Linked DNA regions of Homo sapiens: region 2 is linked to region 1. The links are chromatin loops, found by intact Hi-C in ENCODE. Cell type or tissue: dorsolateral prefrontal cortex. All regions are shown on one strand. Each heading gives the region's core, and the rest is flanking DNA. Links, peaks and the distances in the headings are about the cores only.

The links. A loop is a pair of places that touch in the nucleus more often than their neighbours do. Peaks named below come from ENCODE experiments on the same cell type or tissue, not always from the same donor. Only the 100,000 strongest peaks of a DNase experiment are listed, where the experiment ranks them.
Region 2: it touches region 1 in a loop (4-fold over the local background); 3 of 110 quality-filtered maps call a loop at or near these places.

What each region holds. Positions count from the first base shown.
Region 1 is chr9:8,192,662-8,197,060 of GRCh38, forward strand. No RefSeq gene overlaps it. Among named protein-coding and RNA genes, the nearest start is that of DMAC1, 400 kb to the left of the region's middle. In dorsolateral prefrontal cortex, for the core only: no CTCF peak of the experiment used is centred there; no DNase peak of the experiment used is centred there.
Region 2 is chr9:8,133,105-8,137,503 of GRCh38, forward strand. No RefSeq gene overlaps it. Among named protein-coding and RNA genes, the nearest start is that of DMAC1, 340 kb to the left of the region's middle. In dorsolateral prefrontal cortex, for the core only: no CTCF peak of the experiment used is centred there; no DNase peak of the experiment used is centred there; H3K27ac peaks cover 959 bases.

The DNA.
Region 1 (4,399 bases), core at 330-4,329:
AAACATGAAAATGAAAGAATGATACCAGCTACCATAAAAGCATACTTCAGTACATAATAACCCGCAGACCCTATAAAGCCACCAAACAATAGAAACTATAAAGCAATGAGTTAACTTCATGATGAGATTAAAACCTCACATATCAATATTAAACTCAACTATAAATGAGCTAAATGCCACCACTTAAAAGCACAAAGTGGCAACTTAGCAAATAGAATTATTAAAAAAAAAAAGACCCATCCAATACGGGTCTTCAAGAGAACCCTCTCACACGTAGCAACCCCCATAGGCTCAAAGCAAAGGATCAGAGAAGATCACTCAAATGGAATACAAAAAAGAACTGGGGCTTCTATTCTTACATCAGATAAAACGAACTTTAAACCAACAACAGTACCAAAGGACAAAAAAGAACATTACACAACAAGAAGACTTAACTATCCTAAGTATATATACACCCAACATTGGAGAAAATTAATAAAGCAAGTACTTCCAGACCTATGAAAAGGCTGAGACAACTATACAATAATAGTGGGGGGCTTCAACCCCCTACTTATTGTGTTAGGACATTGAGGCAGAAAACTAGCAAAAAATTCTAAATTTTGACACGACCAATTGGACCAAATAGATATTTACAGAATACACCACCCATCAACCACAAAATATACATTATTCTCACCTGCGCACAGAACATACTCCAAGATCAACCTCATTCTTTGCCATAAAGCAAGTCTTAATAATTTTTTTAACAAAAGCAAAATCATAGCAATAATACTCTCAGACCATAGAAGTATAGAAATCAATACCAAGAAGTTATCCCGAAACCCACAATTACATGAATTTAAACAATTTATACCTGAATGACCTTTGGGTAAACAATGAAATTAAAGCAGAAAGCAAAGAAAAAAAATTGAAATAATTGAAAACAGGGACTCTACATAGTGAAATCTCCGGGATGCAAAAAAATCAGTGTTAAGACTAATGCTCACAGTGATAAATGTCTACCTCAAAAAGTTAGAAAGACCTCTTATGAATAATCTATTATCACACCTACAGGAACTAGAAAAAAACAGAACAAACCAGCTCCAAAGCTAGCAGAAGATAATAACTAAAATCGCAGCAGCACTAAACAAAATGAGACCCCAAAATCCATACAAAGAACTGACAAAACCAAAAGTTGATTATTTGAAATGATAAACAAGGTATATAGACTGTTAGCTAGATTAACAACAACAACAAAAAGAAGACCCAAATAACTACAATGAGAAATGTTGGAGACATTACAATTGATCCCACAGAAATACAAAAGATCCTCGGAAACTATTGTAAATGCTTCCATTGACACAAACTAGAAAATCCAAAGGGAATGGATAAATTCCTGAAAACACACCATCTCCCATGATTGAATCAGGAAGAAATTGAAGCCTTGAACAGACCAATATTGAGTTCTGAAATTGAATCAGTAACAGAAAACTGCCAGCCACAAAAAGCCCCAGTCCAGATAGATTTACAGCTGAATTTTACCAGATATACAAAAAGGAACTTGTACCAATTCTGAAACAATTTCAAAAAATGAAAGAGAGGAGCTCCTCACTAACTCATTCTACTAAGCCAGCATCACCCTGCCAATAAAACCTAGAAAAGACACACAAAAAAAGGAAAACTACAAGCCAATATCCTTGGTGAAGATAGATGCAAAAAGTCTGAACAAAACATTAGCAAACCAAACAAGCAGCAGCACATCAAAAAGTTAATCCATCACAATCAAGCAAGCTCCATTCTTGAGATCCAAGGTTGGTTCAACATACGCAAATCAATAAATGTGATTCACCACATAAACAGAATTAAGAACAAAATCATATAATTATGCCAATAGACAGAGAAAAGGGTTTCAATAAAATTCAACATCCCTTCAGAATAAAAAGCTCAACCAACTAGGCATCAGAGGAAAATTCTCTACAATATTAAAAGCTATCTATGACAAACCCACAGTTAACATCATACTGAATGGGGCAAAGCTGGAATGATTCCCCATGAGAACTGCAATAAGACAAGAATGTTCACTCTCACCACTCCTATTCAACATGGTACTGGAAGTCCTAGTCAAAGCAATTGGGGAATAAAAAGAAATAAAATACATCTAAATAAGAAAAGAAAAAGTCGAACTATCTCTCTTAACTGATGATATGATTCCATACCTAGAAAACCCATTTAGAAAATCCACCAAAATGATCCTGGAACTGATAAATGACTTTAGTAAAGTTTCAGGATATAAAATCAATATACAAAAATAACTAGTATTTCTATACACCAATAATATTCAAGATAAGAATAAAGTTTAAAATGCAGTCCCATTTACAATAGCCAAAAATGTATGTAATGTCTAGGAATACAACCAACCAAGGAGATGAAAGATCTCTACAAGGAGAGATCTGCTGGAAAAAATCATGGATGACAAAACAAATGGAAAGACATTCCATGTGTATTGATTGGATAATCAACATTGATAAAATTATCATACCACCCAAATCATTCTATAGATTCCTATCAAACTACCAATGTCATTTTTCACAGAGCTAGAAAAAACTATTCTAAAATTCATATGGAACAAAAATAGACAAATAGCCAAAGCAACCCTAAGCAAAAAGGACAAAGCTGGAAACATCACGTTACCCGACTTCAAACTATACTCTAATACTATAGTAACCAAAAGAGCATGATACTGGTACAAAAACAGACACATAGAAAAATGGAACAGAATAGAAAACTGAGAAATAAAGTCACACACCTACATCTATCTGATCTTCCACAAGTCAACAAAAATGAGCAATGGGGAAAGAACCCTCTATTCAATAAATGCTGCAGAGGAATGAAACTGGATCCTTACTCTTAACCATATACAAGAATTAACTCAAAGTAGATTAAAGATTTAAATTTAAGACTTCAAACTATAGGAATCCTAGAAGAAAACATAGGCAGGAACACAATTCTGGACACTGGTCTTAGGAAAGAATTCATAACCAAGTTCTCAAAAAAAAAACTGCAACAAAAATAAATATTGACCAGTAGGACTTAAACTAAAGAACTTCTGCACGGCAAAAGAAACTGTTAGCAAAGTAAATAGATAACCTACAGAATGGTATAAAATATTCATAAACTATGCATCAAACAAAAGTCTGATATCCAGAGTATCTAAGGAGCTTAAACAATTGAACAAGCAAAAAACAAATAATCCTATTAAAAAGTGAGCAAAAGACATGAGAAAACTCATCTCAAAAGAGGATATACAAGGGGCCAACAAACAGGAAAAAATGCTCAACATCACTAATCATCTGAGAATGCAAATCAAAACACACTGAGATACCATCTCACACCAGTCAGAAGGGCTATTATTAAAAACTCAAAAATCAACAGATGTTGGTGAGGCTGTGCAGAAAAGGGAATGCTTATGGCTGTCGATGGGAATGTAAATTAGTTCAACCACTGTGGAAAGCAGTTTGGAGATTTCTCAAAGAACTTAAAACTACCATTCAACACAGCAATCTCATTACTAGGTATATATCCAACAGAAAATAAGTTTTTCGACGAAAAAGACACATACACTTATGTCTTCACTGTAGCACTATTCACAATAGCAAAGACATGGAATCAACCTGGATGCCCATCAATGGTAGTATGCATATACCATGGAATACTATGCAGTCATAAAAAAAAACAAAATCATGTCCTCTGCAGCCACATGGAGTGGCTGGAGGCCATTATCCTAAGTGAATTAATACAGGAATAGAGAGCCAAATACTGCATATTTTTACTCAAAAATAGGAGGTAAATATTGGGCACTCATGGACATAAGAACAGCAGCAATAGACACTGGGAACCCTATTGGTGGAAGTAGGAGAAGGGGGCAAGGATTGAAAAACTATTGGATACTATGTTACTACCTGGGTGATGGGATAAATTGTACCCCAAACCCCAGTATCACGCAATATACCCATGTAGCAAACCTGCCCATGTACTCCAGAATCTAAAATAAAATTTGGAATTTAATAATAATAACAATAATAAAATATTAACCTCTCCTCCCCACCAAAAAAGAAAAGTGGATCTCTAGGTAGCTTCCCTTTGAGTCAAGTGGGTTAGAGTCACAAAATCACCAGATATCTAGGCATCAGCTTCCCTGGGCTGCAGACTAGCCCAAACACTCACAATGTAGTACCTGCCCTCATGAATCCTATTCCCTAGAGAAAAAGTCAGACTTTAAACACTTTATTACTGTAGACACAGTGCAATGGAAGTGGGAAGGAGAAAACAGCTATGTTTAGTGGAATGAGATGAGATGAGGAAGAGGAAGAGATTTACAGGGGAAGCAATAAGTAAAGTTTCTGAGCATGCAACATTCACT
Region 2 (4,399 bases), core at 274-4,273, 60 kb before region 1:
CTAAAAGAGTCATTTCCTCTCAAAGCAGCAGATTTCATATTGTTGAGAAAAGTAGAGGAAGAAACAGCATCTTGCAACCACAACCAGGTTAAATATGAGCATTAATCTGGTCATATTAAGAGCTCAGAGACAAAAGGAAGAGGAACAGGGACAGTGTGAAGATGGCGTTAGGCATGTGGGGAGCTACCGATGGGCTTGCACCCCTACTCCCACCATCCAGAAAATAGCAAACTCAAAAGATGCAGAAAGTTTGCTTGTAAAGCATGAAGTCCTCCCGATAAAGAAAGCTGAGGCAGGCCAGATAACTGGTTAAGGACACTGCAAGGTAGAAGGGCTAATCAATTTGTTAGAAACATAGATGTAATATATTAACATCAGAAACTCAAGCAATCAGCTTTTGGAAAGCTCTCCAGTATAGCAGGGATGCCCCAAACCCACTGGCCTTCGTAAAGCTGAAAAGTCAAATTCTACACCCACACACTGGCAAGTATTTCCCTTTAAGTCAACGTTTTGAGCTTTAACAGCTGAAACCAAGTCTTTTAAAAAATACAATAAAAGCTGGAGCTATAAAGACTGTGGAAACTTACTTAACAGCATGAGCTAAAGATAACCAGGAATTTGCCACTGGGAACTATTTAATGCTTTTGATGGAGCTGCGGCATATAGGGCCTAAGGTAATTGATGTACAGAAAGAACAAGCTAATAAATACTAGTTCTAGAATTTCTATGATTTAAGGGGGATGGGAGTGTTAAGTTGATGGATAAGTCCCACAATGCTTTTCTTTTATAAGGTCTGCTAAGCCTAGTTGGCAATCATATTTCACATCCATTCATAAGGTCTCAATAGAAGAATAAAAAACAAGTGTCATGTGTCTGGACAATCACCAAAAAAAAAAAAAAAAGAATCGAGGTTGTGTATACATGCTCAGCATTTTAAAATGTGCTAAAATCTTACTTCTGGTGAAGCCATTTAGTATGGTTTTTCTGGGCTGTTTCTAACCTGCAGCTTTAACATAGCCTTTAATAAATCCTAACTGATAGAAACTGAACAATAGCAAGAAGGGCCATGGGCGGGAATAGGGAGCTAAGAATGAAAGTTACTAATCTCTTTGGAACTTGTTTTTTTCTTATTTTGTTTTCAGTTTTTTTGAATTTTGGGGTTTTTTGTTTGTTTGTTTTTTGAGACGGAGTCTTGCTGTCGCCAGGCTGGAGTGCAGTGGCGTAATCTCAGATCACTGCAACCTCCGCCTCCCAAGTTCAAGTGATTCTCCTGTCTGAGCTTCCCAAGTAGCTGGGTCTACAGGCGCCTGCCCCCATGCTTGGCTAACTTTTTATATTTTTAGTAGAGACGAGATTTCACCATGTTGGTCAGGATGGTCTTGATCTCTTGATCTCGTGATCCATCTGCCTCGGCCTCCCAAAGTGAATTCTGGTTTTTGTCTGAAGTTGTGTTTTGTTTTTCAGTGAGGAGGTTGATTAAGAGATTTGAACTTACTAGAACTCTCCAATCCAAGGCATAAACACACTAACAAAAATACCTCCAATTAGATCAGCACTGTATTGGCTAGCCCTCTGTATAACAAACCGCCCAAAACTCACTGTCTGAAAACAATAACCCTTCATTATTTCTGGTGGTTTTAGAAGCTAGAAAGGCTGTGCTGCTGAGCTGGGCTAGGCTCAGCTGATCTCTGCTGGGTTTGCTCATGTCTGCAGTCAGGTGGCAGGCCAGCCAGAGCCTGGGGGTTCTGGGAGGTCTGTCAAAGGGATGACTTCATTCAACACGATGTTTTGTCTTTCAGTGGACTGTCTCAGGCTGGATCTCATGGTGTGGCAAGTATCAGAGGGAAAGCTAGAACGGAAGGCTCAATGCCTTTTGAAGTATAGACTGAGAACTGGCCCACTATTACTTCTTCCACATTGTATTGATCAAAGCAAGTCATAAGCCTAGTCTGGTTTCCAGGAGGGATGAGGGAAAAGATTCCTCATGGGAGCAGCTGCAAAGTCTTTAATAAGGGATGTGAATATGAGGAAGTGCAGAAAATGTAGGTCAGTTTTGCAATCAGTCTACAAAAAAATGCAATAAAGACATGTAAACCCAATCTATACATTCTTACTTGTATTAGCATCTTTGTAACAAAAAGGACTGGACAATGATACTCTTTTCTAAAACATATTTTGGCGCAGTGGGCAACTGGTGATTGCAGCAGATATCCTGGACTTAGATTGATTTGAATCCTAGCTGTAAAATGTAATATCTGTGTGTCTTATTATTTAATACCTCAGTAGTCTTATCTATAAAATGGGAATGATAATAATACCTTCATTAAAGTATTGATGGGAGCATTAAATAATATATATAAAGCTTTTAGAACAGAGCCTGACACACAGTCATTTGATAAATTTATATTTTATTTTTAGCACTGATAGGAATATATCAACAAATATGCAAATTATAAGAATGTAGAAATTCAGTGGATTTCCAGCTGGACTTGTGATAAGGCTAAGCATCAATAGTTTATAGTAAAATATAGCACCAAGTACATACCTATTATGTAGCCTAGGTTTTAACTATCTCTAAATTATTTCTTTGAAATCTCGCTGAATCCTTTTAACTAGTAAATGAGCAAAGTATATAAATGTTCTGTACTTATTTCACTTTTTGAAAAAAATGGAATTCTGAATTCACTTCAGTGCATTTTAAAGAAAGCCTTTATCAAAGCAATCTATATTGCAGCAGGACTCTCCAGATCGGACCAGAGGGAAATATTCTAAATCAAGTCTTTCATGGAATTAGAAATGTTCCCATTCCTTTTTCCCCCAAACATTATTTCCAATCCTTTCACTCATTACCCAGTAAAGCCATAAAGGAATTGCATCAAAAGTTATGCAATCTCAAATTCATGTATCATAAAAAGAACATATACTACCCATGGGTAGAAAAAGGAGGAAAAGCCAGCCAACTAACCACAGGTCACAGCTGGGGATATGTATCAAGCACCTATTACTTGAAGGAAGAATGGCAGTGCTTCTATTAGAAGAGAAGAAAGGAGAAATCTGGAAAAAGAAGAGTGCCAAGTCACCAGAGAAACCAATTATGTTTCCAAGCAGCCAAAATATATGCATATGTCTGGGTACCCAGAGCTTAAAAGAAATCAGAGAGGGTTGAAAGAAAATCAGGCTTCAGATCTAAAGGAAATCATCTTCTTTGTATATCCTGCCTGAAGTTTTGATTTTTTTAAATTTCAATAGGATTTGCATGAACCGTTTCAATTCATTCTCTTTGCACAGATACAGCACATTTAACAACATGCTGACATTCTAGTGGAAGAGCTGGAATTTGATACATGCCTTTAAGTGTCCTTCATATAATGGAACTTTCTCACAAACTTTGCTTTTGAGTTTCCAGGAGGAAGAAACTAATATTTATTGATCACTTGATATGCAGCAAGAATCTGCCAACCGAAAGCATAACAGGGCTCATTGTGGTCCAGTATACTTCCTTTTCATGGGCCCTGCCTAGCACAGGGAAGTAAACCATTAATTTAAAATAGGTTATCACATATGGTCTGTCACTTAATTCTTACCATGACCCAGTAAGGCATTAACCCTATTTTACAGATGAGAAGACCAATTCAAAGGTCATCTGACTTAGCCAAGACCACAGAGCAAGCATAGTACTGGGGCAAAACCAGGTGTAGTGACTGGTAATTTACAGGAAAAGGTAAATAGCAAGCATGCAAGTCACCTCTGCCATCCCCACCACCTTCTGTCCCCCTCTATGCTACTTCCTAAAGACAACTTTGTTCTATCTCTACGGCATTCATCTCCAGCCACACTAGAGAACTGCTTCAGACAGAAAGATTGACACATTTTTTAACTCAATTACCAAAACATCTCTCTTCCCTCACCTTTCTCACACACACACACACACACACACACACACACCCCTACAATAAAATTCAGGGGTAGGAGGGAAAAGGAGTTTAAATGTTAATAACAGAGATTTGAGCATAAAGGCAACTTGGCTTGCATCTTCTTTGCTTTATCACCCTATGTTTTTCAGAGACCTATTTTAAATTAATGGTTTACTGCCCTGTGCTAGGCAGGGCCCATGAAAAGGAAGCATGCTGGACCATAATGAGCCCTATTAGTCCTTCAATTTCAGGAATAGACCAATTCCAGTGAACTGCCAACAAATAAATGTGAATAACTTGTGGAGTTAAATGGAGAGTAGCCCATGGATTTTAAATTTCCTCTAAGCCACAAGTATCTTGCCAAGTGAGTTTGATGTACTTCTGCCCTTCTAGGAAGTTCTGGTGGTTTAATTCTGATAGTCATGTCTGCACCTCCAGAAATTATGCCTTTTCAGAGAAACTGAGAATTTTACAAGATTTTCCAG